4 separate regions of the Mus musculus genome follow, and regions 2, 3 and 4 are each linked to region 1. The links are chromatin loops, found by intact Hi-C in ENCODE. Cell type or tissue: heart. All regions are shown on one strand. Each heading gives the region's core, and the rest is flanking DNA. Links, peaks and the distances in the headings are about the cores only.

Region 1 (7,675 bases), core at 1,824-4,323:
ACAATTTTACTGCACCAATTTGATTTTATAGATTTATTTTTCTGCTGGAAACTAGATAAAAATTCAACTCACAGCCCTTAAAGTAGATGATTAAGTATTAGCCTTTTGTGACAACTTTGTCAGTGGCATAAATATAGAACAGGTGTACAAAATATTTGCAATTCCAAAATGACTACATCACATCTATAAACAAACATTTAATCATTATTCCCTCTATAGAGATATTAGTGTTTATAAATACCAGTTTCACGCAGTTACAGGAAGACATTTTTAGAAGCCAAGTTTTTATAGTTGAGAATTTCTTTTATGTTTCATATAAACTTTAAGTCCATGATTACATGATTACTCATATACAGTGAATATTATAAAAATGGCATTTTATACTTGAATAGTAAATTACATTGTACTTGGCAAGCCTTGCTCACATGGACACTATGCTGTCAGAGAAAATGTTTTCTGCTTAGTGTTAGGGCATGGGAGGGGATTATATTAGCAGGTCTATGGGTCTTCAACACTCCATCTGAGCAATAGTAACTTTGCTGAGACAAGCTTTGCAAAGCATAATAGTAAGGCCAATGACTTTCCATTTACCTCAAACTAAACTGCGCCCCCCCACACACACACACGTGTCAATTTTTTATACTCAGGTGCAAACGTCAATGCCTGCTCATTCAGAGGAGTTTGTAACAACATGTGTTCTAAGTATTATGATACCCAAGAATTATATTTTTCTGTGACACAACAGTAGTGAATAAAAGAACAAGGAGGTGACTGGATCATCCCAGTACAGTCATCTTTGCAAAAATTAATGTCTATGGCTTTGGGTAATGGTTTTATTTTCATCTTATGTTTAATAATATGTGTAGATACCTTGAAAATATACCCTGTTCAAGAAACAAGTCACGTGGGATCCACTGCAATTTAATTTCCTGTCATCAATAGCATAAAAATGACTTTATGATACTTTGGGCATAGTTTTCATCCCTCAGTGACTACAGGAAGCTCACTGGAAAACCTGGAAACAATGAAATTCTTTTCAAAGATTTTTTTTTTCTTGTCACTGTGCCTAACTTGTACAAAGCACATTAGGATGTGAAGAACACTTCCAAAGCTGAAGCTGAAAGTTTAGTTAAGGAATGAATGGGGTTCACGTGCCCCAAAATATAAATAATTTATAAATGTAAAACCAATTTATCAGAGGGTGAAAATATAAATCTAATTTATCAGAGGGTGAAACTTGGTTCAAGCTGATTCACAGCTTTAGAGTCCTGACATGGTGACTATTCCATACTAAAGAAGTTAGCTTCAATTTGGAATATAAACTTCATATCAGCATAAAACGTTTTAATGGAATAAAACTCATTAAAAGGAAATTAACTTTTTTTTCCTACTCTGGGAACCCTGTTATGGAAAGAAATATAGTCCTGCAGATAGAATAAAGTTTAACTATTGACTGTTGTTACCATTTGAAAATGTGTAAAAATAAATTTGAAAAAATGCAGCAGAGGTATGGCATGTGTTTTAGCTATTTTTACCCGGGAGGGATTCTGAATAGCCAATGGTATTCACACAGGGTCAAAGATGTGAACCATTTTGAGTTAACTATTGCCTACCCCACACACATGATTGCTGGCCATCTGGCTTTCCCTTATCCAAAGGTCTCAGGACAGCACAGCAAAAGCTTTTATGTGAAGTCCCCTTTACTCTAAAAGTCTCCTACCTGAATTATGGACATCCGAGTGGCAGGGGTCTCGCTCGAATTAGTCCCTTGTCCGGTGAAGCTGGTGTGGCAGCCTGCGTGCCCCTGCGGGACAGTCAGGTTGTTGGAGGCTGGCTTAAGATACATCACCTCTGACCGGGGCGAGCTGAGGGGCAGGCGGGTTTGGTAGTCGAAGTACATAGGGGAGGTGGCCAGGGAGGGACTGCTCACCACGTTCATGACGTTCATGGCGTTCCTCTCCTCCACCTCGCTCTGCACCAGCATGATATCGTTTTTGTTGATTTTCTTCTTCTTGCCCTTCCCCCCGCCTAGCTGAGGGTGGCTGTACTCGGCGATGCGGCAGTTGTAAGTGCGAATCTCCTTGTTTTCCCGTTTACACTTGACAGCGATGGTGATCATGGCCGCTAGGAGGATGATAGAAATCGTGCTCAGTGTCACTATGAGAGGCAGGGACATGTCCCAGTGGTGCTGCTCGCCATTCACTCGCGGTACCCCTTCAGGCAGGGAGCCGCTCACTGAGCGGATGATAAGTTTGGCCACAGCGGAAAGGGTGGGCTTGCCATGATCGGTCACCTTCACCACAAGCTCCACCACTGGGGTCACATCCTCCCAGAAGGGGTGCAGCGTGCGGATCTCGCCGCTGGACGGATCGATCTCAAACAGGTGGTCATCGTTGCCATCCACGATCTCATAGGTGAGGCGCCCGCTCTCTCCAAAGTCGCTGTCCAGGGCGCGCACGGTGCTTACCAGGTACCCCAGGCCAGCATTGCGCGGGACCTGCAGCTCAGCTGTGTCATTCTGTAGCGTGGGAAGCACAATCACTGGAGCGTTGTCGTTCACGTCTAAAACCGTCACCCTCACCGTGGCGTTGCTCTCCAAGTGCGCTGGCGCCCCTGAGTCCTTAGCCAGTACTTTGAATTCAAAAGCCTTCGTTTGTTCATAGTTAAAGGAGCGTAGGGCATATATGGCCCCGTTAGTGGGGTTCACGGACACATAGGTGTAAATAGACACGTCGCCGATGTGTGAAGGAAGAATGGAGTATGACACTGTCCCATTTTGGCCCAGGTCGGGATCCTGGGCTAGCACTGACCCGAGGTATTCTCCTGGAATGTTGTTCTCGTGTACTTGGAGCACGTAAAGTCCTTTGGTGAACCGAGGCGGATTGTCATTCTCATCCAGAATCTTGACGGCGAAGGACTTGGTGGAGTTAAGTGGAGGGGAGCCCCCGTCCCGGGCCACAATGGTCACATTGTACTCGTCTTGTGTCTCACGGTCCAGTGGACGGTCAGTCACCACGGTATAGAAGTTGTCATAGTTCTCTTCAAGCTTGAAGGGGACGGAACCGGGACCCCCCAGGCCACCTCCAGTCCCTCCTCCACCTAGAACCCGACACTGAAGCTGCCCATTCTTGCCTGAGTCCCGGTCAGTGACCCGCACTAGGGCGATGACTGTGCCGGGCGGGGCGGCCTCACTCAGCGCCCCCTGGCGCACGGAGACGAAACCAATGGACGGCGCGTTATCGTTCCGGTCGATAAGCTTGACTGTGACCTTGCAGTGGGCTGGGATTGGGTTAGGTCCTAGGTCTCTGGCCTGCACGTCGATCTCCAACATGCCGTTCTCCTCATAGTCCAGGTTGCCCTTAACGCGGATCAGGCCAGTTTTAGGATCGATGGAGAAGAGCTCCCGCACGCGGTCGGGCACATAGCTGCTGAAGGAGTAGAGGACTTCTCCGTTGGGACCTTCATCAGCATCAGTGGCGTTCAAATCAATGACCACGGTACCCAGTGGAGCGTTCTCGGGCAGTTCCACCAAGTATGACGGAGCCTCGAAGACTGGACTGTTGTCATTGGAATCGATCACCTTCACATTGATCTGTACGGTGGCGGAGCGTGGAGGCTCCCCGCCATCTAGGGCGGTCAGCACCAGAGTGTGGTGGTTCTGCAGCTCGCGGTCCAGTGCCTTTTGGATGACCAGCTCTGGGAACTTGGTGCCGTCGCCGCGGGACTTGACGTCCAGGGCAAAGAGGCCATGATCATCGCGGGTGAGCAGATAGGTGCGGAGCCCGTTCTCGCCAGCGTCTGGGTCGTGTGCGCTCGTGAGGGGGAAGCGGGTGCCGGGTGCCGCGTTCTCTGAGATGTCCATTTCTATCTGATCCGAGGGGAAAGAGGGAGCGTTGTCGTTGATGTCCTGGATCTCTACCTTGATCATGCAAATCTCCTTGTCGTTAGCGAAAACCTCTAGGGAGAGCTGGCACTTGGCATTGTGGCGGCATAAGGACTCACGGTCGATGCGCTGTTTGGTGTAGAGGAGCCCGCTGTCGGCGTCCACGTCCAGCAGATGCGGTGCGGAGTTCTCCAGCACCCGGTAACTGCCAGACTTGCTCCTCCCGCTGCCGCTGCCGCGCTCAGCCGGCGGAAGCCCGGGCTGCAGTCGGGCATCCTTGCCGATGTTGCCAATCACCGTGCCGGCCCCTTGCTCCTCTGGCACTGAGTAATTGAGGTTTTTGAGTGTCAGGGCAGGGGCCCACAAAAGGAAGCAGCAACAGATGGAAAGGTACATCCCAGACCGGTGGGGTGGGAACAGGAGCAGCCGGACTGGAGGTGCTAGCTGGTGGGTGCGCGCCAGTCTGGAACCGGGGCGGAGCGTACGAGCTCGGAGCGAGCCACAAGTCTGCGAGTCTTTCCTTCCCTCCGCACCCGGGCTGCGGCACCAGGCAGTCTCTCCTTATTCCGCTCAAGTTGCCCGAACCTGTTGATCTACAGCATTCGCACTGGGAGAGATGCAGCCGCGCAGCGAAGCTGCAGCAGCTCGGAGCCAGGCGGCGACTCCCTGCGGCTGAAGGCAAGCTAAAGGCTTTGTCTCTCCCGCCTGGACTTCGGGAGGTTCAAACTTGCGTGATGAGGCTGGCGATAAAAAGGAAATCGGAGTCTGGAAGAGATGATAATGAGCTGAAGAATTGCTTGGTTTTCCTCACTCCCGCTAGGCGCTGCAAAATCCACTCCCTCCGGCAGCCTACAGAATACTCTTCAAATCCGGTGGGGGAGGGCTTCGGGAGGTGTGTCTCCAGGCAGATCAGAAAGTGGAATCCTTTAGTTACTCTTATTCGGTGATGCGATTGATGGGAATGAATAGGGACGAAGAAAGAGTCACAGATACATATGTATATTTGAGGCTGCCCTGGCACACGGAGAAATGTCTGCTCGCTATGCAGGATGCTCGGCTTTCAGGCAGTGTATTGCTGCATTTAAAGATCTAATCTTGCCTTGCTGGTTTAGGCGGCGGCGGCAGCGGACTGCATCTCCGAGCCAAGTCTTTTTTTCTCTCTCCCTCTTCTTTTTCTCTCTTCTTTCCGAGCAGCCAGAGGGAGGGGAGGAAATGCAGAGGAAAAAAAAGTGTCCCGATTTGTAGTTTCCTCCCCCTACCAAGCTCCTCCCTCTCTTCCTCGGAGAGGGTTCTCCCCCAAAATCAAGAAAGCCACAGCCTGATCAGCATTTGCGCCGAGAGCCTATTGGGAGGAGAAAAATATAGAGATATATCTCCGCCTCTGTTCGTAGAACACTCTGGTGTGTCTCTATGCCAATCCGGGAGCCGCCACTACCATCCCATCCTCTTCCAGCAAGCAAAGACTTCTCTCCCTGCAGTTTAATTCCAGTTTGCTTTTCTTGCCAGGCGAAAGGAAATCAACAGGCAACTCATGGTTAGACGTGCAGATTTGAGGGGGGGGGGGAGGGGGGAGGGCAGACTAGAAAGGAGGAGGGAGCTACCCTCCCAGTCCTAGCACACACACACACACACACACACACACACACACACACACACTGCCCTGTCTCTCGCTAGAAGGGAAACAGTCTCTGCATTCACAGGGCTGGGCTGTCAAGTGGCTCTCTTTTCTTTCTATTCAGCACCTCCTTCCAGTGGCCCAGCCTCCTTTTCATCTAGAAAGGAAAACCTTGGCGAGGAACAAGAGTGGTGAATATTTGAAGAGAATAACAGTGTAGGCTTTTTCCCCCCTTATTATTATTATTATTTTAAATTGGAGGAGTAGAGTCGACGGAATACATCAAGGCTTGGCGTGATGCATTCTGCAGTCTGGCTCACACACGGTCTCTGGTCGACTTGGGAAAGGCAGAGAGGGTGAGGAGCTGCAGCCACCGCGGTTCTGCCAGGGCGCCCACCCGGGGAAACTACCTCCTCCACCTCCGAGGGGAGGTTAGGCACGGGTTGATCTACACATTATTTCCGCTTCTCCCAGCGCCTCGGTATACGGGAATGACACATCCAGAAATGCAGGTGTTCTCATCTGCGGGATGAGTCAGAAGCAGCGGAACGAATCGTATTCACTCTCCCCTCACGGTCCTCCCTTCGCAGTCCTTAGTTGAGGCTTCTTCTTAAGGCTTTCTCTGACCACTCAATAGGAAAAACAAAAACAAAAACAAAAAAAAAACAAACAACAACAACAAAAAAGCCGGAATCACGTCGGGGGTGGGGGAAGAAAAACGAGAAAAAGCGTGGGGGGAGGAAGGCAAAGCTGAATCCAGGAACACTTTTACTCTACCTCTTTCGGCCGGAGTCCGAGGCTCTGCAAAACAAGGCGTCTGCTTTGCTTACGAATATTTATTTGTTTTTTAAAAAAAACCTTTCCACTTGGTTAGGCGTGAGATGCCCCCAAATCTCTCAGTCTTAGGGGTGGGGGCACGTTTCCAGTAATGATTCACAGCTTAGCCCAGGATCATAGTTCAAGATTTTCCTCCCAACGGTCTCTGTTCACAAAGTCCAGCATCGGTGTGCATAGCTAATTGTGCAGTCTGTTGTGGAGGTTTTTTTTAAATTTTAATTCCTCCTTTTTTTTTTTTCTGTCACGAGTGGTCTCTTTCAGTCTAGTGCGGTGCCTGTCAGGATCACCCCAAAGCCTGAGAAAGACGTGCAGGTTTCAAACCGAATAAATCCATCTCCGCCAGCCAAGACGCGGAGGAAATGGAAGGTGAAAAATTCAATTCAACAGTTGGAGTACCGTCTCCGAGCCGCCCTCCTCCGCTGCGGCAGCCGCCGGGCTCGCAGTCCGGATTCTCTCCCCAGCGTCTCTTGCTGACTGACTCTATTCACCTCACGCCGCCGCTTAAACATTGATACTGATTCTCTGCCAGCCAATCGGCGTGGGGAGCCAGACCCTGCCTTCTCGGCCCACGCCCAATGGGAGGCGGAGAAACGGCAGGCGGGGGCGGGGCCAGCAGCCCCAGCTCTTTAGAGTCATTGACTAGCTTGAGTCCGACCGGAGAGCATCAAGGCCCGCAGAGCCCGCGCTAAGTCTCGGCGGCGGCGCCCAGGGCTGAGCCGTGGTAGCCCTGGTGTTTAGAGGGTGTCTTCCTCTAGAAAGAGAAAAGTTTGGCAGTGATTTGATTTCAACTGGGGATAGGATGTAAAGCCAGGCGTGGGGAATCACCGTATACTTTGCAGAGAGAGGCAGCTGCGGTCTTCCTGGTGCCTTCTAGTCCACACACCAACCCACGTCGTCAGCTTACACACAGACACACACAGACACACACACACACACACACACACACACAAACACTGGGCCAAGGGAGTTGCGGATTTTCTGACTCCTTGTGCACTCATCTGGAGGTGCGGAGTGGGTGCGTGCGCGCGCATGCGTGCGCGCGCCCGAGAGAGAGCGAGAGAGAGAGAGAGAGAGAGAGAGAGAGAGAGAGAGAGAGAGAGAGAGAGAGAGAGCGTGTGTGTGTGTGTGTGTGTGTGTGTGTGTGTGGTGTATGTACGCGTTTTCTCACGGTGGGATGTTTATTTCGGTGAACGCCAGGAAAGTGCAGTGTTAGAGATCTGTCTGTGCTAGCTAGCTCGGGAGCAAACACGCCGCAAGCAACTGTAATCAATATGTAACTTTCTTCATCCTCAGAGAAATCCCCGCTGTCCCCAGGCACCCATGCAAGGAAAGTCACTTGA
Region 2 (7,675 bases), core at 4,567-7,066, 85 kb before region 1:
GATAGGGCTCTTCACCTAAATGGTTCCATTCTCCCTCGACCTTGGTCACATGATTCACTTGACTGAATTAACAGCGTCTTCATCTACCTTTACTTTGTAAAGCAGTAGACAGCAGAATAGACTAATGAAAGAGTAGGGCAATTCCTGCGTTCACAGGTATTGCCAAGGTATAAACTGTAACGATTCTACAAACAAAATGTGCTTGTCTTGGTGCCTCTTTGTACCTTAGGAGTCTTCTGTATACTGGAATCTGGTTAATATTCAATGAAACAAAAAGCCCAACATAGAGATGAACCAAAGTGAGGACAGGTAAAAGTATTCAATCTGCAATAAGTCTAATGTAGCACACAGTGTTGATAATGTGATAGAAAAAAAAAAAAAAAACAGAACAAATCTCCCTGTGTGGCCAAACATTATGTGAGTGTGAATTGTAAAGCATGTCATTCATTGTGACTAAGCAAAAAGGCAGCCTGTTTGGGGTAACTAAGGAAAATCAAGAATAATCATATGACAAGTTGGGTGGATTAAAATTTGTCCAGTTGCTTTTTCCACCTGACTGCAACCCAGGCAGCACTCTGCATTCATAGTATATTTTGGGTGCACATTAGATAGGTAGGCAAAGACATGATATGAATTCAACAAACGATTGCTGAAATGGTAGGAGAGGCTTTTGTTTACAGCAAATGTAAATAATGCAAGGTACAAGAATTCATAAATCATAGTTTCTATGCTCATTTATCCAATATATTTGAGTGTTCACTTCTATTAGAAACTATTGACTTATTGTTAAGTAATTTCTAAGATCTCACTTTCTTGCAAAGCAGATAGTTACCAAAGACAGTTGTGATACCATATTTGGGGGTCTTCTTTGTGGTGTGCAGTAGAATGCATCAGTTCTGCATTAATGAATCAAGGGAAGGCAACACCGCTATTAGTAATAGCTTTTATTCAGAGTCCTCATTTTCCAGACAGGTCACATGAAACACAGCCATTAAACAATAGCGTTGAGATAAATCCATACAATGTATGCTGCTTTTGTTGTTGTTGTCGTCGTCGTTGTTCACCAATCACTTGGTACAGCGAAGAACCTTATGAAACGATGGGACTGATAAATGTACATAGCTAACCTGCAAAAACACTGGGGCCAGGAGAGTGAGACCTTAATCAGGTCTCATTCAATTATGTTTCAAATCAACACATCTTGATAGCCAAAACTCCGATGGAATTAATGCTCTGGTAAATGCTGCCTCTTGTCAAAAGAATATAATTAGACAATAATGAGTAGGCATATAGTATGCCAGTCCTTAGTCTATTTGATGACCCCAGCAGATTCCACTCCATTATTCAACAAACAGCTTTTAACCTGGTTCTCATAAAGCATACTGCTCATTACTACACGACTATTTTTTTATGGTGCCTTTTTTTTTTTTTTTTGTTAATTTGAGCAGTGCCTACATCCTTAAAAGGAAAGTCATGTTTTACAAGAGCCTAGGTAATTTCGGGAAAGCAACAATCAATTTCTCTCCCAGTAATTCAGTGAATCGATGGAACAAGGTCTAGTTTTTTGTGTTGTTTGCCATAAGTATAAGTTTGTCTAGTAAAGAAACAACGTGACAATCTTCTTTGAGAATATAGATGTCCCTTCGGTGTTTACTTTGATATAGCGTAACAGTGATTCGTACTATGTTGAATTTTAATGAAAACATATTCCTCATTAACAAATGGGGAAAATATTTCATTACTGATGTTTTGTCTTTAGTTCACCACTACGCATTTCTTTTTTTTGTTTTGTGTCTTTTACTAAAATTTCCCAAAATTGACAGTTTTCCTCTGCTTAAATACCTCTAAAGAATTAAAGGACTTTTTTTTTTCAATGTGTGTGTGTGTGTGTGTGTGTGTGTGTGTGTGTGTGTGTGTATGTAAAGCATTTTAAATTGCAGAAACCCCTCAACTCCCCCCAATTATGTACCATCCATTACAGCCATTGTTTCCTCAAAGGTATGATTTTGGCATCACAAAGGCTTCCTTGGAAGCCAAGCACCAGAGTTCTGTGTTAAAGGCAGGTCCCAGGGAGATGAATAAAAACAAGATTCCCTCAACTAAAAAAGCTCAGAGTCCTGACTTGAACTACCACCAACTTGTAAATAAATAATCACTATTAAGTACAGATAATGTATTAAACAGCTAACACTAGCAGACCACTAGTGACAGCTTAGAGTCAATCCATCACATGTTGGCACAACCAGTTCTGAGACTTGTATGGTGTTTCAATGTTTCAGACGCTTAACAATACATTGAACAGCTGGTTACTTAGAACTAAGAAGTTTTGAAAAATAAACCTATTGTTTGTGTTGAGTTTCCTTGCACACTGCTTGAGATGTCACTAAAGTGGTTATCTGAATAGTGAGAGAGGCAAAGCTCAAGATGACTACATGGAAACAGTTTTTCAGCAACTTTCAACTACCTATCAAGCTAAATCAATTTGTAGTCTCCTGGTAAAAGTAACATCATAGAACAGAGACACACATTGTAGCTACATAAATGGTCCAAAATATAGGGTCAGTTGGATTTCACATGTAAAAGATCCCCTCTTTTCTAATTTAAACATGGATGGATAACAAAAGGCAGGAGTAGAGATGTAGAGAGGCTCTTACCAAGACCCCAATGCAGTTCTCAAGAGAATAAGGGGCCTGGGGGGGGGGGGTGCCATCCAATCTAAAACGTACAATCTAAAACTTTCCTGAAATGATGGAAAGATTTCCAGCAGATTTTTTTTTATTATTAGTTAAAGAACTTAATTTAGTTCAAAGTTTGTTTTGCTTTTCTGTTTGTTTTTAGTATAAGGTTATTATTATTTTTGACATTTATACTGTTTCTATACTGGCTTGGTGGCAAGAAAAGAAGGCACAGAAATCCCTCCCAGTTTACAAATAATAAATTTTTTCCTGCTTCAGAGCACAAACAGCCTTTATTTAACTCAGCACCACATTTTCCAAGGTATGGGCTCAAACTGTTTGCCATGAAGCTGTTAAATGCTGAAAAAAAAAATTAAATGCTGAAGGGAAATGTCAATCAAGGCATTTCCCCATCTGCTACTACTTCTGTGAGTGCTAATTTTATTTTTCCCAATTCCTGAAATTAGAGTTTTCTTAGCCTCATAAGGAAGTAGGTTGGAAACTTGCTAAATGCCACAGGAAAAGGTGAAACCAATGATGGAATAATAGGCATTAGTCTCAAAGAACACAAATAAAAACAGGCAGAAGAGCACAGAGATAAAGTTAAAAAGCACATTTTGTTTAAGACCCAGACCTCTTGAGACACAGCACACAATGCATGTAACCAGCACTGGCCCTACACATGCATTTGAACATTTCGTACGCTTACGAATATGATGTGTACACACACCGGAACCACTGAAGATACTTTGAGAGCCAACCAATGTTATGATATCTACATAGGCAGAAGCTTCATGGTATGGAGAGTAAGGGGGGGAACCTTCTTGTGATTTAGCATGACTTTAATCAAAGCTTTCTACAAGGACTTTCACAGAACTATGACTGACAGATGTATTTTTCTGGTCTTTCAGTTAGCTTTATCGGCTCACTCAAACACACTTTGAACAGAATTGTGTACTGTATACTTGGTAGACTATACATTAAACGAGAGACTTTGCTCTGAGGCCCTGCTCCCCACGCTCCATGGGGAAAAGGAAGCAGGAAAAACAAAACTCATAGAGTTCGACAGCTACCGAGGCAACACTCGCCATTTACAATATAAGCCCAAAGAGTTTTGCAACACAACTATATATTAATTTAATAAAATACACAATATAGCTCTTATACACTCAACAATTTGGCTCATATGCACAGAATCTGCAATAAATCAATAAAAATATGTCATTTGATGTAAACACATTGAATCTTCTTACATCTGCACATTTAAATGGTCATATGATTTGTTATGTCTAAGTCTTTTTTTTTCACTTTCCTGAGCTATTTTAGTGTCCAAAAACTGAGTAAAACATTTTAGTTTTGTTAATTTTCTCTCAGTATTACTACTCAGTGATAACCCATAATTCAGAACTGTTCAAATGTAAAATAAACTCACCATTACTTATATCTTTGTTGGACACTAAAATGCTAAATAGACATTTTAAATTTTCAAAATTTTCTTCTTTAATGAAGTGAATAGGTCTACATGTGTTCAGGACAACACAGACTATATCTTTTTACATTGAACTTTTATATGACATGAGGTGTCTTACAAATGACCAAGGGTTTTTGTTGTTTTATCTTTTTTTTTCCGTTTTGTTATTATTACATATTTTTTCTTTTGCTTTCTGACTAATGGTATGGAATGGTCTTTGTGTTTCTATGCTTGGCAGGTACTTTATACAGAAATGTTTACCACAAATATGGGTTAATGTTTGGTGTAGCTTGGACTACTGCAAGGTCTTTTCGGGACTTTCAGTAGAAGCCTGTGATGTCAGCTAGTAGTCCACCACAGATAACAAATATGACCCTGCTTTGTATGGGTTTATAGGTAAACAGTTAAGTCAGCATCAATCTCGTGGGAGGACAGTCTTAGAGTGATCAGAAATACGTTAAGTCTCACACTGCATACCTTCCTAACAGATTGTCAAAAGGTAACTTGTCTCATCCTCCTTTTTGCGTCTTTCCAATTTCTTCTCTCTCTCTCTTTTCTCCTTTCTCCTTAAGCATCATTAATTCTGTCCTAATATAAGTTTGGTCAAAACCATTGTTATTTCTGTAAAAGAAACAGCAGTGAAAAGAACATACTTGTGGGCACTTCAGATGTTCACTAAAAGCCTTAAAGCAGCACTGGTCCTTTGCCATCCCTGTAAAGTGGGTTTTCACCGGAAGTGATCATTTTCAAATCAACAGAAGAGACAAGAAAACACCAATGCCTTTTCCCCCTCACTTTCTCACAGCCACAGGGTCATTTCCCCGGCAGTCCTGCAAGAGCTTATCAATCTCTCTCACAACTTCTTCGGCATCCACGGACTCTCGGCCCAGATCCCTGTTGGGCTGCTCCAGCTGCTCCAACACAGCTCCCATCTCGCTGGAAGCCCTACGGGCTCTGGAATGCACATCCGCGAAGACCCTTGCCATCTGATCAGAAGCCATGAAGGAAGGGTCTCTTGGTTGCTTACTGGGTGAAGGGTACTGACTGTCAGTGGGCAGGTAGGAGCTGCTTGCTTCTGCTAAGGGCCCAGGTTTTGCTTCACAGCCATCCAGGGAGCCTTTTGTTGAGGCGCAAGGCTCAATGCATGCCTTGGTTGGGCTGCTAGATGCTGAGGGGACCTCTTGGAGGAGAGGGCTCAGGGCACGTTTGGCTTTTAAATAAGGTTTCACATTGGCAATGAGAATAGTGTGCTCTCGCTTGTCTTTTCCAAATGTACAAAAAGTCTTTTTCCCAGTGGGATTCACAGTTTCGTAAGTCTCAGTCTCAACATTAGCTTCAACTGTGGGTACAAAGAGATTTGTGCGGTAATCTGCATTTTCAGCCTGATTGGCTGCAGGGAACTGTGGCATCCAACACCTATCAGAATGACCAAGCACTCGGCATTCATCTGTGCAATTAATGCACTCTTCTGGTTCTGCAAAACAAAAGAGAAAACAACAATCCGATCATTAGAGTTTCCTTGCCATTTCTACTTGAGGCTGTGATCAGCTCTCAGTGGGCTTGCTTGACCTCTGCTCTCTTAATTAAAAAGGAAAAGAAAACAATAATTAAAACATTTCAGGATGGTTGCATAAACCTGCTGGTTGAGACAATGGTTTTATTTTAAGTCTATTCTCTAGATATTAACGAATTCCCATAGCCTGGGAAGAAGTAAAATGTGGTCATGGGAGAGAGATTCTCTGTGGAATACACCACCACTGTAACCAGATCCCCTGGGGAATTTAGTCTTTGTTCTATGTAACCCGTGCTGGAGAGAGAGAGCTTCAAAAAGGATGGTCAGGATTCATTTTGTTAAATCAAATAAGAGGGTAAAGAGTGGATCACAGATTTTCATAATAAGTTCTAAGATACTTTAAAAATATTTCATCCTTATATTTGCAATTGTTACATTGGTGACAGTCATGAAATAAAAGGGTTCCTTTCATAGCTGACTTTTACCCTACTGAGAGCGGCAAATGGAATTTCCTATCACAATGTATTATGAATAAGCTTGTCAAAAGGGCACTTTCCTGTTGTATTATATATGCGTGTGGATCTTGTAATCAATTCCCTTCACTTTCAGTTTTTGTTTTTGGTGTAAGTGGGCGAAAAAGGCTTACTCAACAGGTATAGTTCAGAATAATGACACTTCATGATTTCCTGCTCAAAACAAAAATGTCTGCTGTGAGGACTTGTACGTCATTCTTTGACAATAGACATGTTGACAATCTATATAAAGTATTATTTAATGATTCCTATTTTAAAGATGGTGATGAGGAAACATGAAGTAAGATGCCTTCGCTGTGATGGTAGCTATGAACTCCCTACTGGGTCCAATATTTTCAACCATGTATTTAAATTACATCTACTCAGTTGTTCCTTTCCTCTGTGAATGGTTACTTCCCTTTTGTTTAATGATGCATTTTTAGATCAGGGACTACTACTAGGAGAAGAGGATATTTACAATTTACCTCCATGTGATGGGAATAGAATTCCCTACACATTTAGGAGCCCTAGGGCTTGCCTTTTAATTGATGCTAGATGATCCCTACAATACATAGTACACTCTACAAGGAAAGAGAAGTCTACAAACAATGCATTTAACATAGGAAAACAGCAAATTTGAAATTATTTGTATGGTAACTTTTCAAAGTCACAAGAAACATTTGATTTTATACTTAAAGTCCATAACAAATTTATCTTCAGTCACCAACAAAGCGTACCCACAACCTACTTTACCAGAAGAAACTTGAGCCATGGAATAAATACTGTTTTATGAAGTGCCATAGTGGTACCTTGACAAGACAAACATCATAACATATATCATTTACACTTGTAAAAATTTAGAAGTATTTATGTTGCTTTTGCACATAGTTTAACTTACCATTTTAATGAAATATTTTCCTTGGAAAAATGAAGCATTCCTTTTTAAATTTATTATGTAAAGCAGGAAAGAATCTTGAGTGGTAGTCTGAATTATGCATCAATAGAGTATTACAGACTTTGTCTGGAAGCCTGGTAAATGGGACATGAACTACTAGAGAAGAAACTAGAACTCGGATTAAATTTTATTTTTAATGCCTTAACGATTTGATATGAGGTATTTTCTTTAGGCTTTCTGGTCTGACTGGCATCACATGGCTGTGTTAATGTTTTGTATCCTTTGGATCCAAGCATTTTACCTTAAATGATTTACAACCAATACACTCTTTTTGAAACATGCCAACATGGTTTCATATTTCAGTATTGACTGAACTTCCATTTCAGCTATTTACATAACCAGCCCTGAATGAACTCAGCATGGATTTAGGGTCAGAGAAAGAGATAGACTAATGCAGATTTTAAAAAAATGTGCATCGACCCTGATTTTGAAACCACCAACATGAAACAAGTGTTTGTGCTCCACTGTTGCACTTGCCCAGAGTTTTTTACTTGAGTCTTTTCTGTCACATCCAGGGAAGCAAATTTAATGTATTGATTATGATACATT
Region 3 (7,675 bases), core at 694-3,193, 78 kb before region 1:
TATTCTATCTGCTTTAGATAGGCAGAGAGTACGTTTTGAAGAGGGGGGTTATTATAATACCATCAAATAGTCAAACCGTGGCAGCATTGAAGTACCAATCCTCAAGCGTGCACCTGCATTGCACAATGCCTCTAAATGTATTGCCACGGCTGCATTCAGGCACCAGAAACCACTGGCCTATATCATTCAAGTGAATCCAATTGCAGCTGAGTATTTGGAGCTGCTTGGAGCAGTAGTACTTACTATTCTATGCACCTGCTCACCTTCAGGGATGGTTTTAAGTGTCTGTGACCTGGTGACATAATAAAAATGCCTATCAGAGTGGAATGTTTGAATATATATTGATAACATACAGATAGTGCTCAGAGATGAAGAAAAGCCTGAGACAAATCGAAATAAAATTTATGTTACAGAACAAGTGCAAAACAATAGAAGGAAATGTGATATGGAAGTACCTGGTATATAGAACAATGAGATACTAACCCATAGTGTGGAAACTTACAGCACAAATATAAGTGTGTCCCACAGCACACTTCTCCAAGATTATCATTTAAAATGTAGGTGCCCTCCTCCCCAAGTCTTCTTATATAGGCACAGCTATCACCTGGGGCAGTAGCAGATGCTTGGAAGTGAAGGCAGAGCTAAATGGGGCTATCTATTTCCTAACAGGCACCCTTAGGAAAACTGCTTCTCAGACTTAATATTGTACAGTGATACAGGTTTGCATTTGTTTTGCAAAAAGGACTATTGCAGACCCTTCACATGCAAAACAATGTAATCACAGTGTTCTAATAGAGAGGTTCTATGCATGTGTATGGTGTGTGCTTGTTCAGTTTCTTTAAAGACAACATGTCTAACGATTCATTGTTTATTAATGTATTAAGCAACTCGTTTGTGTCTACTATTATAACAGGTAGTGGTTGGTGGTAAATTAGCGACTTTCAAATTCATGAGTTTGTGAAATCCTTGCCCATCCTCAAGGAGCTTACAGAAAAGATAGTATTTGAGAAGTGTAGAATAGATTTGAATTCTACATAAAGAAAACAATTCATGAATAATTACACTTTGAAATGTGCCATAGTAATGTCAAGAAAAGAAATCTGCAGAATGATGTATGTGATAATATCATGAAGGAATCTATACAAAAGGTGCTATTTGATCTTCATTTCAAAAGATAGATGGCACTGTAGTAGAGTTTAGGGAGAATGGGTTCAGCTAAAGAGTAGAAACAAACACAACCACCGGATAGAAGTGTACAATTCCTGCTTCTTGACCCTGGCATTCCACTGTACTGAGGCATATGATCTTCTCAATGCCAAGGACCCCTCCACCTATTGATGGCCAACTAGGCCATCCTCTGCTACATATGTAACTAGAGACACAGATCTGGGGAGTACTGGTTAGTTCATATTGTTGTTCCTCCTATAGGGTTGCAGACCCCTTTAGCTCATTGGGTACTTTCTCTAGCTCCTTCAGTAGGGGCCCTGTGTTCCATCCAATAGATGACTGTGGGCATCCACTTCTGTATTTGCCAGGCATTGGTATAACCTCACAAGAGAAAGTTGTGTCAGGGTCCTGTCAGCAAAATCTTTCTGGCATATGCAATAGTATCTGTGTTTGGTGGTTGTGTATGGGATGGATTCCCAGGTGGGACAGTCTCTGGATGGTCTTTTCTTCTGTCTCAGCTCTAAACTTTGTCTCTGTAACTCCTTCTATGGGTATTTTGTTCCCCATTCTAAGAAGGAGCTAGGTGGGTTGGGGAGCAGGGCGGGGGATGGTATAGGGAGCTTTGGGGAGAGCCACGTGTAAATGAGGAGAATATGTAATAAAAAAATAATACTTTAGCCCAGTTTTCTACTCTCTTCCCACCCACAAACAATACTTTTGCATTCTCAAAGACTTTGAAAGCTTATTTTTTCCAAACACAATGAAAATAAATCTTACAGTTCTATAAAATATACAGAAATAAAAAAGAAGTATACAATTCACAGATCTATGAGAGATTGGCTTTATCGGTTTAAGAATATAAGCTTCATCACCAAACAGTAACAACAACAAAATAAAAAATCAAATAAAATAAATGTGTGGGTAAAATTAGCTAGCACCTAAAAATTCCATAGGAAAGTTCTGAATGAGATTTTAAAAACAAACAAACAAACAAATAAATAAACAAACACCTCAGTATAGCTGGCAATGTTGCACAAAGGTGATTGAGCCATTGACCACATTTCTTGTACAATTCCTCTATTATCTGAGCCCTGAATGAGGAAGAAATTCAACAGCATTTATGTTATACAATATGTAGATGTACCAAAGAGAAGACAGTATCCAAATCGGCATGGTTTTCAGAAGGCTTGCATCTCCATCCTTTCTATTGCTAACAGTAACACACTTCCCTATTCCCAAAACTATTCTCAGTCATGGTCACTCTGGTCCCAAGTGTTGGGTACACAAATTCCAGTTTACTTTATCTACTCCTATTTTAAAGACAGTCTTCAAGTCTTTAGGTTTAAATAATGTTTTGTTTGTTTTTTTAATTTCCAGCATAGATCCAGTAGATAGTGCGATTGTGCATCATAAATGGTTCTTCTTTTCTCTAATTTTCCAAAATCATAAACCATCTTTTATATATGTGACCACATATGTGAAGGACAAACCAAATGCCAACAAGAGAAAGAATAAACTTAAATAAAATAGAATATGAATCTCAGAATTTTATCCAACATGCAGATGATTTAACTCAACAGGAAAAATTAAGAAAGGCCCTATTCATTCCAGAATAAGCATTTCAGTTTCAGATGATGAAAATATCATGATTTTCCAAGTAATTTTCATGCTCCCTCCCTTATCTTCCCCAAATGCTTATTATGGTTACTCTGTTTAACTTCAGAAATGATTAGAGTCTTTGAAGAAGAAGATACCACACAGATGAGAACAAGGCCATGTAGTAGGAAGGAATATTAAATTTAAGAAAATTTGGGCTAGCATTTGAAATGTAAATGAAGAAAATACCTAATAAAAAGTTGGTAAAAGAAAAAAAAAAAGAAATTCCAAAGCCAATTAGTGATTTTTCAATAGAAGCCATTACTTTACATAATTTAAAACTATTCAGTGATGAACTCTTAATGTCAGTTTTCACACTGAAACAGAACCTACAAGTTTTACATAGGAACTCTATTTCTATGATATATAAAATGCTTAGAGCAACATCAGATCCACTTGTTAAACACCATGCTTGTGTGTGTGTGTGTGTGTGTGTGTGTGTGTGTGTGTGTGTGTGTATAGGATTATATATATATAATCCTAGCTTGTAAAGATATCATCTTAAATGATAAAATAAGGAAATCTTGTCTGGCAATATTATTTCACTCAAATTTATAGGGCTGAATACTTTCTCTTTAAAAAAATATAATCAGTGGCAATGCTAATGAAATCAAAACCATATTTAAATAATCAGCTTGTTATCATTTTATTGTCAAATTAGTGAGCATCCAGGAATGAGTATCTGACCCACACTTCAGCATGCTTAGGTTTCTTTTTTCTCTCGTAGGAATTTCTGACGGCCTTTCTGTTCTTCTATCTCTTGTGGCAGTGCTGTGTAAATTGGGCCAGCTTCTTTTGTGTTTGAACTTAGCTGCCTTTGTATTTCACACTTTATCTGAATGCTTCCATCTACGTATAAATTAATGTCTTCATAATTGTGAGGCCTTCAAAGGGTTAAGAAGCTTTCAGAAGAACCTAATTTATATGCAGTGTAAAACTTGTGTTCTGGTATGCAATAGTTCACAAAAGCTGTTTAGTTTACAAGGACAAATTTAAATTCTAGCAACTTAAATAATTGTGTGAACTCCAGACCAGAGACTATGTAAATTTGCTACTATTCTTTATCTTTCCAGAGGATGCTTTCCTTATGCCTTTATTGCCTCTGTAAGCTAACCCTATCTCTGATAATGGCACTATTTTAGATGACACGGACGAATACACTTAAGATTCAAGTCATCTTCCTAGCAAAGTGGTAATCCTGTAAGGAAGGTCAATAAAAACATGCCTATTAAGCCAAACTCTGTAAGAAGCAAGCAAGATAGTCTTATTAGTGTCTCTCTCATGCCTGCTATCTGATTTCTTTAGGGAAGTACATCTATTTACCAATTTAAATCCTGTTGTTCAGCTCATTTCTAGCACTTCTTTGTCTTCAATTGCTAGAAACAAGTAAACAGAATCAATGTCATTCTTAGCACTCGTAGAAAAAGAGTTAAGTCAGAGATAGCTAATCTTCTCCTTATTATTTAGGAATCAATCAACACCTTTCAATGAAATATGGCTGTCTTAGAAGATGAAGTTTTAAGGAAGGTTTTAATTGCTTAGTTTATTTTTTTTAATGATGTCCTAAAAGAGAAAGAGACAGATAATGTTTCAGAGGCTAAATTAGGTATAATTCCAAATGAGCAGAAAGATGCTCTGCTCATTTTCAGTATTTCATATATGCATATGTGTATTTAATACATATATATATATATATATATATATATGCAGGAAATAATATTTTTGGAGAATCAGTTCCTATAATGATAATTCTTCTCTACCAAAAGTAAAAACAAAATGAAGCCTGCACCATGAGTGTGCTTCCACGTGCATATTCCCTCAAGCATCATATGTAAATCATAAGAAATTCATATTTTTGTTAAATATGGTTTGTCTTAAGGGAAAACTTTACATGACAGCATCAAACCAGATAGCATGTAGGTTTGATGTATAGGTTTGATGTCTCAGAGTAACATATGAGAAATGTGAATGGCAACAACTTCAACTTCATTTTATTAAAATGAGTTATATATCATGGGCAGCCAACACCACCATTACCACTGCCAGTGGAATCACAGACTGGAGCTGAAAGAACTATGAGAAAGGAGAGATACATAAAACTTCCCTGTGCTGTTGGCGTATTTTCCTGAAATCATCTGTTGTTAGTACCTGTAAATACGCTGCTGGTTTATTGGAAGCAGATGTTTTTATCATGTAATGTTGGATCGTCCCAAGAATGAAAATTTAAGCAAAATCAATAGATTCAATTTCCATGTTCTAGAGTAAATATACTGAAATGTTTCTTGTAATGGATTTTACTGGCAAGGACAAGACATTTTTTTCTCTAGTAACAGCTTTAATATTCGGTAATCATTAAAACATACTGAAGAGAAATGAAGAGTTCAAAAAACAAAGGTCAGGAAACTCAGAAAGCAAAGAGATGCGGCCTGGTGGGCTAAGCTCCTGTGTAACCAACCAAGGGCCAAAAGTTCTGCTCAAGACAATCACACACATATCGCGCAGCCCACATCAGAAGTTTTCTGCAATGGGGTCTTAAACTCTTCCTTATCTTAGAGAGCAATTCCTCTGACTTAATTGGTAATCAACCACAACCAGAACAAAGAAGAGAAGATTAAAAGGAAACATATTTCCCCCAAGCAATAGTACCAGGAAAACAAATTCAAAATGATACGAGAACATACTTAAGTTTCAGACTTGTAATTCAAATCTAATTTTTTAAAAAAATCATATTGACCTCACAGGCAGAATTCGTTAGGATGTTCTTTGTTAATTGAAGCACATTGGGATTGTAATTTTACTGTACTAAAACTGTATGCTCAGTCCTAAGAATGATCTCTCTTGCTGCTCAAACTGATATCAAGTAGCTGTTGTTGGTTTGTTTGTTTGTTTGTTTATTTATTTATTTAAATTTCCTTGGTTCTGGTACTCACTGAAAGACCATTTAAACTACTCACTTAGGGTTAAAAGTGTTCCATAATCAGTCTTATGTAAAGCCTGAAGTACAAGAAAAGAAATTCCTACATGTTAAATTTATTAAAATGATTAATTTCTCTCTCTCTCTCTCTCTCTCTCTCTCTCTCTCTCTATATATATATATATATATATATATACATATACATATATATATACACATATATATGTGTGTGTGTGTGTGTGTGTCATTGTCTGTCTCTGTTTCTGTCTCTCTTCTCCCCTCCTTCCCTCTCTCCCTGCCTCTATTCTCTAGCAGAAACAAATACTATTTCATCTATTACACGGTGGACTAGGAAGTAGCAAACATACCGCCTTCATCCTCAAGCAAATTACCTTGCATTGTCATAGACTGCAGCAATATCTTAACTAAGGCCTAAAATTAGTTTAGAAATAATAATACAAAAATCGAATTACAGAAAAATACTGAATACAAAGATGGAACCACACTAAGTTTCTGCTCAAAAGAGACTAAACTTGTAAATATGAATAGCAATCTACTCTCATTTAAAACCTATTCATACCTTACATTATAAAGTGCAGGTGTGTTCATTTCTTAGCCTATAATTGTCCCAAATGAAATCCCTAGGACCACCCAACATTGAATACAATTTTAAATATTATATTTGCTAGTTTTCTATTAAAATGCTTAGTGTTGATTTATCGTATTTATAAAACTATGTATGAGCCCAAAAGACACAAATATAGGTATTTGTAATATTACTAAAAACTGAAAAATATTAGGCTAACAGTAATTGGTAGGTGGAAACTTTCTGCCCATTTTCTTTGGTTTACTGAGTAAGCCTATTTTATTATTAAAAATAAATATATGTTCGTATACATTCTAAAATAAGTTATATATTATTTTTCCTTTAAAATTTTAACTTATATCCTTATTGCCTATAAAACAGAAAAAGTTTTAGATGTTTTGTTTGGTATACATGCAAGGGTCTGGCATGTTCTATAGACATCTTAACTACTGATTTCTCAGTTTCTTGTATAAAATGTGGTCATTTCAGATAAAACTTCTATATAACCTGCACAGTTTAATTATCTCCAGATTACTTTAAATATCTAAGACTCTGTATATGCTATGTAAATAGTGACACTAATTTTTGTACTGAATAATGACAAGAAAAAATGTGAATATTCAACTCAGTTACAATTTTCTTAAGATATTATTTTATCTGACATTGGCTGATTATTTCTCTAAAATCTTTTAATACAGGGGGCCAGCTGTATCTACTACACATGTGTTTTATTTATATGATAATAGATATTTTAGCAGCAAAGTGCTTGTATTTTCATTATTTTATAATGTTAAAACAATCATTATAATATATATGATATATATGTAATGGTAGATCCAAACATATAGATGTTAGGAAAAGATTATATTAAGTAAACCTCCACAGTTGTGCTCTAAATTGAACTTTTATTACCTAACGTCTGTTTGTGGATAATATTTGCAAGCTTCACTATGTTGATTACCTTGATAATTTCAGCAACCAAAAGCAAGTATTGAAAATGATACAATAACTTTAAATTTGCTACATAATTACCACTAAATAAATACTACTAAGTATAAGGCAAATATATATTTATGTATGCACTCTCTGTAAACGTGATAAAATTCGTATTCTGGCTGGAAATGAATGGAAGGGTCTTGCTTAAAGGCAAAGTCCAGAGCTCTCCAGTGGATATAAAGATAAATTTTGCTCTGCCTAACCACACTTTTGGGGTTCTTGATGCTCAGGCACAGCTCACAGCCAACTCAGAAATTCATACTAATCAGTGGCTGTGCAAAGTGCAGGTGCATCTCTGGACATGTAGATGTGTACCTATTAGCACACTTATGATATGCACTTGAGCAGAAAGCAAA
Region 4 (7,675 bases), core at 3,128-5,627, 1.9 Mb before region 1:
ACTGGACCACATCTGGCCAACGGGCAGACGCAAAACTGACAATCCTCATTCTTCTGTGGTACAGTCTTCTGATTATGGGCCTGCCTGAAAGATGGGGACACTGGCACCCGCATATTAGGAGGAGATTGTAGCTGTGCCACTAGAGCTGCAATCACACCCGCCTTGTGTCATTTTCACCTGCTCCACCTGGCACCTGACGTGGACTGGCTCATAACATAGAGATGTCTAGTTCCACAGGGAGGCTTAGGAATTCCTGCTCTTCACTGTCTTTTCTTCCCATCTTTATGTTGTATTGGTTTGACCCTTTTAAGTAAAGAATTAGGACCTCTTGGCTTCTGCATTTTACATGTCTCTCATTGTTCTTACTGAGAAGAAAACCCTGCTGGCTGGAAGACATGCCTGGGCATATCTCCTTCAGACATCTGCCTAGAGAGAAGGTACCATGGCCCATAGCAGCCCACCCAGAAGCTGTCACCATTCACCTCTCATTGTCACCATGCAGCTGAAGTTTCTTTCTAGTTAGACCCCTGCTGCTATTTGTATTGGTTATACCCTTCAGTCACCTCCGTCTTCATATGTCAGGGGCTTAGGTGATAGGCATGCAAGCCTCTCGGCCATTTCCACAATCCCATAGCTCTTTAAGGGGTATAGATTTTTTTTGAGGGTGTCCTACTGAGCTATTTATAGGAAACGATGTTTTAAATGTCCCTTAATGATAATTGTACTAAAATCTGGAAGCCCTTCGTAACTATAAAGTACCATTTCGGATAACATTTCATTTGATTGGTACAAAAGCCTATCCAGTTATTGCACTGATTGTGGCGACACTCTTGTCCCCACTTGGAAGTCACACAATGAGGAAGGCAGAACTAGAATCTGTCCTACTATGGCACCTGCTCTGTGCTATTCCATCTTACACACGGAAAGTAGGGATTTGAAATCTGATAAAGATCCAAGGACCACCTAGGAAATGTAAGAAAACACTTGCATATTCTTATACAGGATGAAGAGATTATGATCACCTATGCCCTTAATTATCAACATCCATGGCTTGGGAAGGAAGACATGTGGGGCAGCTAAAGCCCGGCAGGGAGGGAAACCATGCCAAAATATCCAACTGCCTGTTTTTTGATGTAATTATGATATGGCAATTAGTATGTGTATTGAGTGTTTGCATGGTATTCTTGCAACTCACGCTGAAGGCAATACTGTAACTGGAGTACTTTCTTATTGCACTTCCCCTATGGAAACTGAGCTATTTGCAGTGTATACAAGGTCTTATGGCTGTTGAACTTCCCATGACTCACTGCATGGAAGCTCCTCTTTAGTTCTAATATAAGTCTCATCATGTGAATTTGGATGTTGTCTCCTTTTATCCAGACACTCGGTTGTGAACCCATCACGTTTAGAAGACAGCACCTTCATTGAAAGCTCAGTGGCTCCCAGATGCATTGAACTTCTTGGAATGGGCATTATTTTATTCTTTGTATGTTTTCAAGTTACAATGACTAATGCTGTCCTCTTTTCCACTAGCCTTGATTTTACAGTACTTATTTATTGCTTTTTTTTTTCCAACGGGAAGGGTTTGAGTTCTGTCTTCAATTGCAAGTGTTTGGGGAGGAGTTGCACCTTCATCCCTACTTAATATTCCTGAGCGGGGCTTCTTTAACTTCACTGTGTATACAAGTTACTTGGTTATCATGACAAAAATGCAGATGCGAAGTTAGAAGAGTTAGGGAGGGCCTGGGATTCTAAAGTTATAATGGGTTGGTTTCCTGTGATACCCAGGTTCCTGGTTCCTGGACAACAATCTTAAGGACAAAATTCTATAGCAGCATCCTCAATAGCCTGAACAGTTGAATAGCCAAGAAGAGACAAAGCAGGACCTACCTTACCAGGATAATAAACAAACGTTTATCGAGCTCCTAGTGTTTGCTGATGTAGGCATAGGGAAGGCTGCATTTAAACTTTGTTTCTCCCTTGATATTTACTAGGGAAGACAGAGTATTCAGCTGTATCTCCAGGAAAGGACATTTATCCATGATTTGCTTGGCACCAGGGTGCTTTCTGGAAGAAGAATGCCTTTGAAGTTAGAATTGACTTGTGTTTTCAGTCCCTTTACTTCTTGTGATTTTAAAGCGATCTGAGATTTGTTTATTCGTGATTGCTCAATGGCATTTTATTGAACACTTTTGCTATGACAGTCATTGGGCTGAGCCCTGGCATAGAGACGGTTTTGTGAGCCTGTTCTGGACACTGAAGGGAAGACAAGCCACTAAATCCCGTGCTGTGGGTGGCCGTGCTAAGTGCTGTGATGAAGCAGAAGGCAGGCTATTCAGCATTAGGGAGCAGCATCTGAACAAATCATGGAGTGGGTGGATATTTGAAGTATGAATTAGCTCAGTAAGGCAGGAGGTGGAAAAATAAAGGGTCCTATAGACTTCAAGGGGAAATTTCAATAATTTTACTATCAATGCAGATTATTAAAGCTGTGACTTATTAGATGATTTATTCAATTCTTTTATGATGCATGGGGTATGTCCATGTGTGCATGTTTGTGTCTATGCATGTATGTGGGGGTGTGTGCAGGCTCATAGGTACTTATGGATGTGGAGGGCAGAGGTTGATATTAGTTGTCTTCTGTTTCCCTTCATTGTCTTGTCTAGAGTGGCTGTTCAGTAAGCCTCAGGGATCTTGCTTCCTCCGTTGCTCCTCCTCCACTTCATAGAGTAGGGGTTACAGTTATATATGACCACACCCAGTTTTTATGTGGATGCTGGGGATTTGAACTCAGGTATTCATGCTCGTGTGGTAAGTATTTTACTGAATGACCCATCCCCTTAGCTCTACAGAGACACCATACCTAGCTTTTGTGAGAACACATCAATAAAGATGCTGATCTGAGCACATCAAACAAAGATCATAAGAAAGAGCAGGTCATAGTGGGGAGGTGAATGAGAACAGACTAATGCCCAAAGAAGCTGCAAGGAAGCTTCTGGAAGTTTTTCTGCACTATGGGGATTTGAGTAGAAAATCATGAAGATGGGAATCATGATGATGTGATATAGAGTCTTCATGCTCTCCCCCACCATCCCGCCCCCGGATTCCCTTTTTGCTGTTACAAGATCTTTGCCGAACTGATATTGAGAATCTCTATGCAAAACTAGACAGATGCAGGGACCTGAGGACTCATGGCCACACATTTCTGTCATTTTCTAGCTCTGCCCTGGCTTCTGTCCTTGTCTTTGTTCTCTTCAGCTTCAATTTCTGTTTTCTGCTCTTAGACTCTCAGATTCATCACCTCCTGCATGAGGTTATCCTGAAACTTGCTTGAAAACAAAGCTGTGACTCAGAGTATTATGGGTACTCACTAGAAATTTCAGATTAAGTGAATAGAGCCTAAATATTTGTTCCTTCTTGCTTAAAAAGAATGGTATTTTCCATTCGGTGTTTTGTCTCAGATAACCTTCCATAACAGGACTTGATTCATGCTTTTTACTTGTTTATCTTTAAGTCAACTTATTGCACACACTGCCATTATGAAAGAGTTCTCCTAGAATATCACTGCTAAAAATATCTTCCTATGAGTAGAGTATATTCTCGTTTAGTAATTTTTAAGTATTCAAATATTGCAAAGAATGAAAACAATGTTGTTGGTCTCTTCTGTGTGTTTTATCTGTGGATTTTATGATAAATTTCTCTCTCTCTCTCTCTCTCTCTCCCTCTCTCCCTTTCTCTCTTCTTCTCTCTCTCGCTCTGTGTGTGTGTATTTACATTCATAGCTTCATAAGAAAAGAATAACAAATTATGACTTTAACTGTGTGTGTATGTGTGTACACATGTTTGTATTTACACTCATAAGCTTCATAAGCAAAGGATGTCAAACTATGACTTTAATTTTGTGTGTGTGTGTGTGTGTATGAGAGAGAGAGAGAGAGAGAGAGAGAGAGAGAGAGAGAGAGAGATTGGTATCTCCCTACAAAATAAATACTTTTGAAGTTGGTCTCACACAGACTGGAATTTTGTCCTTTCCGAGTTTTCAGAGTGACTTGTTCCCAAGGCTTCAGTGTCAGCTTGCAAAGATTTATTGTAGCTCCGGTGTGTTTAAATTTTGAAAACAGACCTTCCTGCGAAAGGAAGTCAAAGATGACACTGGGGTATGCACACCGAGAGTAATCTGTGTGAAATGAAAACAGCCAGGGAGAGGAAGGAGTTCTTATTTTTAGGCTTTCCTTTCTGGATGTTTGTGTGACTGCTGCTCCTGGGAACTGAGCTGCCTCTCACACTTCCGATGCCTGGCCCGTCTATGAAATCCCTTCGACTAGAAAAGAAAACAACTTCTAATTTAAGTTTGATTGTCTCTGCTAACCAGGCAGTACAGGCAATGTTTTCCAACTTCATGAGACATCAGGTGAAACCTTCCTTAAAGCAGTTACTGGAATCTTCAAGCTATGCCACTGATGAGTTTCAAATTAGGTGACAAAATGGGAGAAAAGGGGGATCGGGAGAATTCTAAAATGCCGAAACAGGATAATCATAGGGAAATGAATTCAGTCGTTCACTAACCTGAAGTTTGCACAAAACTCCAGTTCCCATGAGTTTCTAAGAGAGGGTTTGGGGGCTGAGCAGCCTTCTTCTGATCTCCGAGTAGTGAATGGATTTGATTAGACTCCAGATATTTGCTTCCTTAACTTTGGAATCTTGGTTTTGAGTCCGAATGCCTTCCCAGCTTCTAAAGCAGGCATCTTCCTAGTGGATGCACTGGAAGAGCACACCATCATGCCACCTGCGGGGACACGTGTGACTGGCAGAACCTTCTGCTCCTCTGTCTGCCTTCATTTCTGCCTTCCCATAAACCATCCCTGAAAATAAGTATTCTATCCTAGATAGAAAAAGAAATACAGCCTGAAAGATGTGTTTATGAGTGATTTGACTATGAGTATGACTCTTCTGCCTGCATGCATGTATGGGCACCACCTGAGTACCTAGTGCCTCAGAGGTCAGAGGAAGGGTCTTGATGGGAAGACCTGGGAGCCACCATGTGGGTCCTGGGAATTCTACCTCGAGCCTTTGCAACAGCAACAAGTTCTCTTCATTGCTGGACCACACGTTCAGCAATGGAAATTCAGAAAGATTCCCAACTCAAAAGCCTCCTACACTTTGTAAACTTTTGAATCATTGGTATAGTTGAGCTGCAACATTAAAACAGTTTACAAAATTATGCAGTTCGATTTCTCCTGCGACAAAACTCTAGGGAAAGTGTTTATATTTGTTAATTTAGTATCCATGGCCCTCAAGAAACAAAGGCAAAAGGACTCAATTATAGGTAATTGATCTCAGTTGCCCTGGAACAAGGGTCAGAGTCCGTCTGCTTCCTCCCCTTCACTCCTGAATGAGTAAGTGTGCATGAGTTGATAAAATTAGAAGGAATGAAAGCACCTGCAGTTTTGATGCACTTTCCACACCGAGCAAAGCTTGTTTCAAACTTTTCTGTAAATGCATTTATTTTTCTGAATTGTAATTGACAATGTTTATGTAAAATTTGCCTAAACCTTAATTTCTCTTCTGAATACTTTCCACATCTGGTCTTTGCCCTTCCTTTTATTATTTTACCTCACAAAGCTTAACCTCAGCACAGACAATATTCTCCCCCAAAATTGCTACACTGAAGGAGTCTGATTACCATTGCATAAATATTATCTCCAAATAAGATTTTTTGACTGCCCACCCGTGGAAGGCACTGAACTAGACCTTTCAATAAATGCTACTGAATAACTTCCACCCTGTTCATAGGTCCTGTGATGCTCAGAAGGAAGGCCCGGAATTACCTCATAGCCTAGTGCCTGCTATGCTCTGAGGATGGATTTCTTTTTTCTATGTTGCGATCTGGGAACTCTTATTATGAAGTAGTCATTAATTACACAAGTTGTTTCAGGAACAGCAGAGAGAGTTCATTTTCCCAAAAACTGACATCTGTGAGGTGGGAACATTGACTTAGGGCAGGCAGCAGGGCATTGAATTGAGGTTCCCCCATATCACATGACTTTAATTCCAAGCATTCCAGGGTATGTCTAACACTCTCAAGGAGAAACCCGAGAGGATCAAGGCATAAATGATTTAAAGGTATATCAATAAGGTACAAACATTTTAGCTCAAAAATATTCAGGCAATAGGGCAGGCAATCCAAGTCTGACTGTGAGAGTTCACAGTTATTGATGCAAAATGATACCAATGGCTTCTTCAGGCACCTGAGGATTTCATTCAGGTTGCCATATATAAAGTAGACACCATTTACACAGAGTTTCTGGAGACAGGGAAACGTGGGAAGTTGAGAAACCAATGTGATCATTTCTTCCTCACACATTTCAGAATCACCCATACTGAGGGAATCTGTGACATGATCAAGTGTGAGTTCAAGAAGATTGTCCATCTGTCTCAGGTAGGGATTAAGAAAAGCCAAATCTTCTAGGCAAAGAGAATACAGCTCCAGCTCCTGTAGCGGTTTCTTCTAAAACTTTGCTTTGTCTTGTGCCTAGAATCAAACTCTGAGCCTTGTGCTCAAGAAATAGATAGCATTCTTTGCAAGAGGGGCATCTTTAGTCCTGTCTTATTTCTCTTCATTCCAAGCTATCTCTTATTAGTTTCTCATTCAGAGAGTCTTGGAAATCAAGCCTCGGAAATAAGGATGCCATAGGCCTAGTCTCCGGTCATTAAAGAACACATGGCTTCTGCTTCCATAAATAAGAAAGGAGCATCCTACAAGTGCATTGATTAACATTGCCTTTTTTTCATGGAAAAGTTCTCATTACCTTTCTACTTGGCAATGTTTGGGGTACGTTTTTAAGTTTTTAAAATTTCTATTCTTTGTTTTGTTTCTTTTTATTTGTTTGTTTTGTTTTTCAAGACAGGGTTTCTCTGTATAGCCCTGGTTGTCCTGGAACTCACTTTGTAAACCAGGCTGGCCTCGAACTTAGAAATCTGCCTGCCTGTGCCTCCTGAGTACTGAGATTAAAGGCGTGTGCCACCACGCCCGGCTGAAATTTCTGTTCTTTATGGACACACGATTACATTTTATTTTAATTAAAACCGACTTATTTGTATTTTATGTGTGAGTGTGTACACGTGTATGCATTCACCACTTGTGTGCTTGTTGCCTGATGATGCCAGAAGCAGGTGTTAGATTTCCTAGACGTTGTGTTGCAGCTGTTGTGAGCTGCCATGTGTGTATGGGGAAATGAACCCAAGTCCTCTGCATTATCAAGAAATACTCTTTCCTGCTGGGCCATCTCTTCAGTTTCTAGATTTAAGTATTAATTGAAATGTCCATGCTGATAGTACTTAAACCGCAGAAGGACCTGACAAAAAAAGAGAATTTTAGAACAATTTCGATTATGAATTATCAATGCAAAAGTACTCAATACGGGCTGGCGAGATAGCTCAGTGGGTAAGAGTACTGACTGCTCTTCCCAAGGTCCTGAGTTCAAATCCCAGCAACCACATGGTGGCTCACAACCACCCGTAATAAGAATGCCCTTTTCTGGTACATCTGAAGTACAGCTACAGTGTACTTATGTATAATAATAAATAAATCTTTAAAAAAAAACTACTCAATACAATCTGTTTTTAACTAATCCCACTTGTTCTCAACGGTCTTCTTGAGGCCCAAGAGGACTCG

What was found. Peaks named below come from ENCODE experiments on the same cell type or tissue, not always from the same donor. Only the 100,000 strongest peaks of a DNase experiment are listed, where the experiment ranks them.
Region 2: it touches region 1 in a loop (2.2-fold over the local background); 4 of 42 quality-filtered maps call a loop at or near these places.
Region 3: a loop joins it to region 1, with 2.1 times the contacts of the local background. A loop is called at or near these places in 3 of 42 quality-filtered maps.
Region 4: a loop joins it to region 1, with 4 times the contacts of the local background. A loop is called at or near these places in 2 of 42 quality-filtered maps.

What each region holds. Positions count from the first base shown.
Region 1 is chr14:84,442,699-84,450,373 of GRCm38, reverse strand. Pcdh17 (protocadherin 17) reads right to left here and starts at 6,811. Exons shown (of 4, transcript NM_001013753.2): 1 at 1,721-6,811. The coding sequence starts at 4,279. Gm32498 (predicted gene, 32498) reads left to right here and starts at 6,970. Exons shown (of 4, transcript NR_168882.1): 1 at 6,970-7,675. In heart, for the core only: CTCF peaks have their summits at 2,145 and 3,211 (motif pointing left); DNase peaks (open chromatin) are centred at 2,303 and 3,203; H3K4me3 peaks cover 2,500 bases; H3K27ac peaks cover 208 bases; H3K27me3 peaks cover 1,921 bases.
Region 2 is chr14:84,530,820-84,538,494 of GRCm38, reverse strand. It overlaps Pcdh17 (protocadherin 17), which reads right to left. Exons shown (of 4, transcript NM_001013753.2): 4 at 1,435-5,620. The coding sequence ends at 4,938. Among named protein-coding and RNA genes, the nearest start is that of 9630013A20Rik, 58 kb to the right of the region's middle. In heart, for the core only: no CTCF peak of the experiment used is centred there; no DNase peak of the experiment used is centred there.
Region 3 is chr14:84,519,446-84,527,120 of GRCm38, reverse strand. The region is part of intron 3 of Pcdh17 (protocadherin 17); the gene reads right to left. Among named protein-coding and RNA genes, the nearest start is that of 9630013A20Rik, 47 kb to the right of the region's middle. In heart, for the core only: no CTCF peak of the experiment used is centred there; no DNase peak of the experiment used is centred there.
Region 4 is chr14:86,319,109-86,326,783 of GRCm38, reverse strand. It overlaps the pseudogene Gm4350. Among named protein-coding and RNA genes, the nearest start is that of Gm32815, 23 kb to the right of the region's middle. In heart, for the core only: no CTCF peak of the experiment used is centred there; a DNase peak (open chromatin) is centred at 4,253.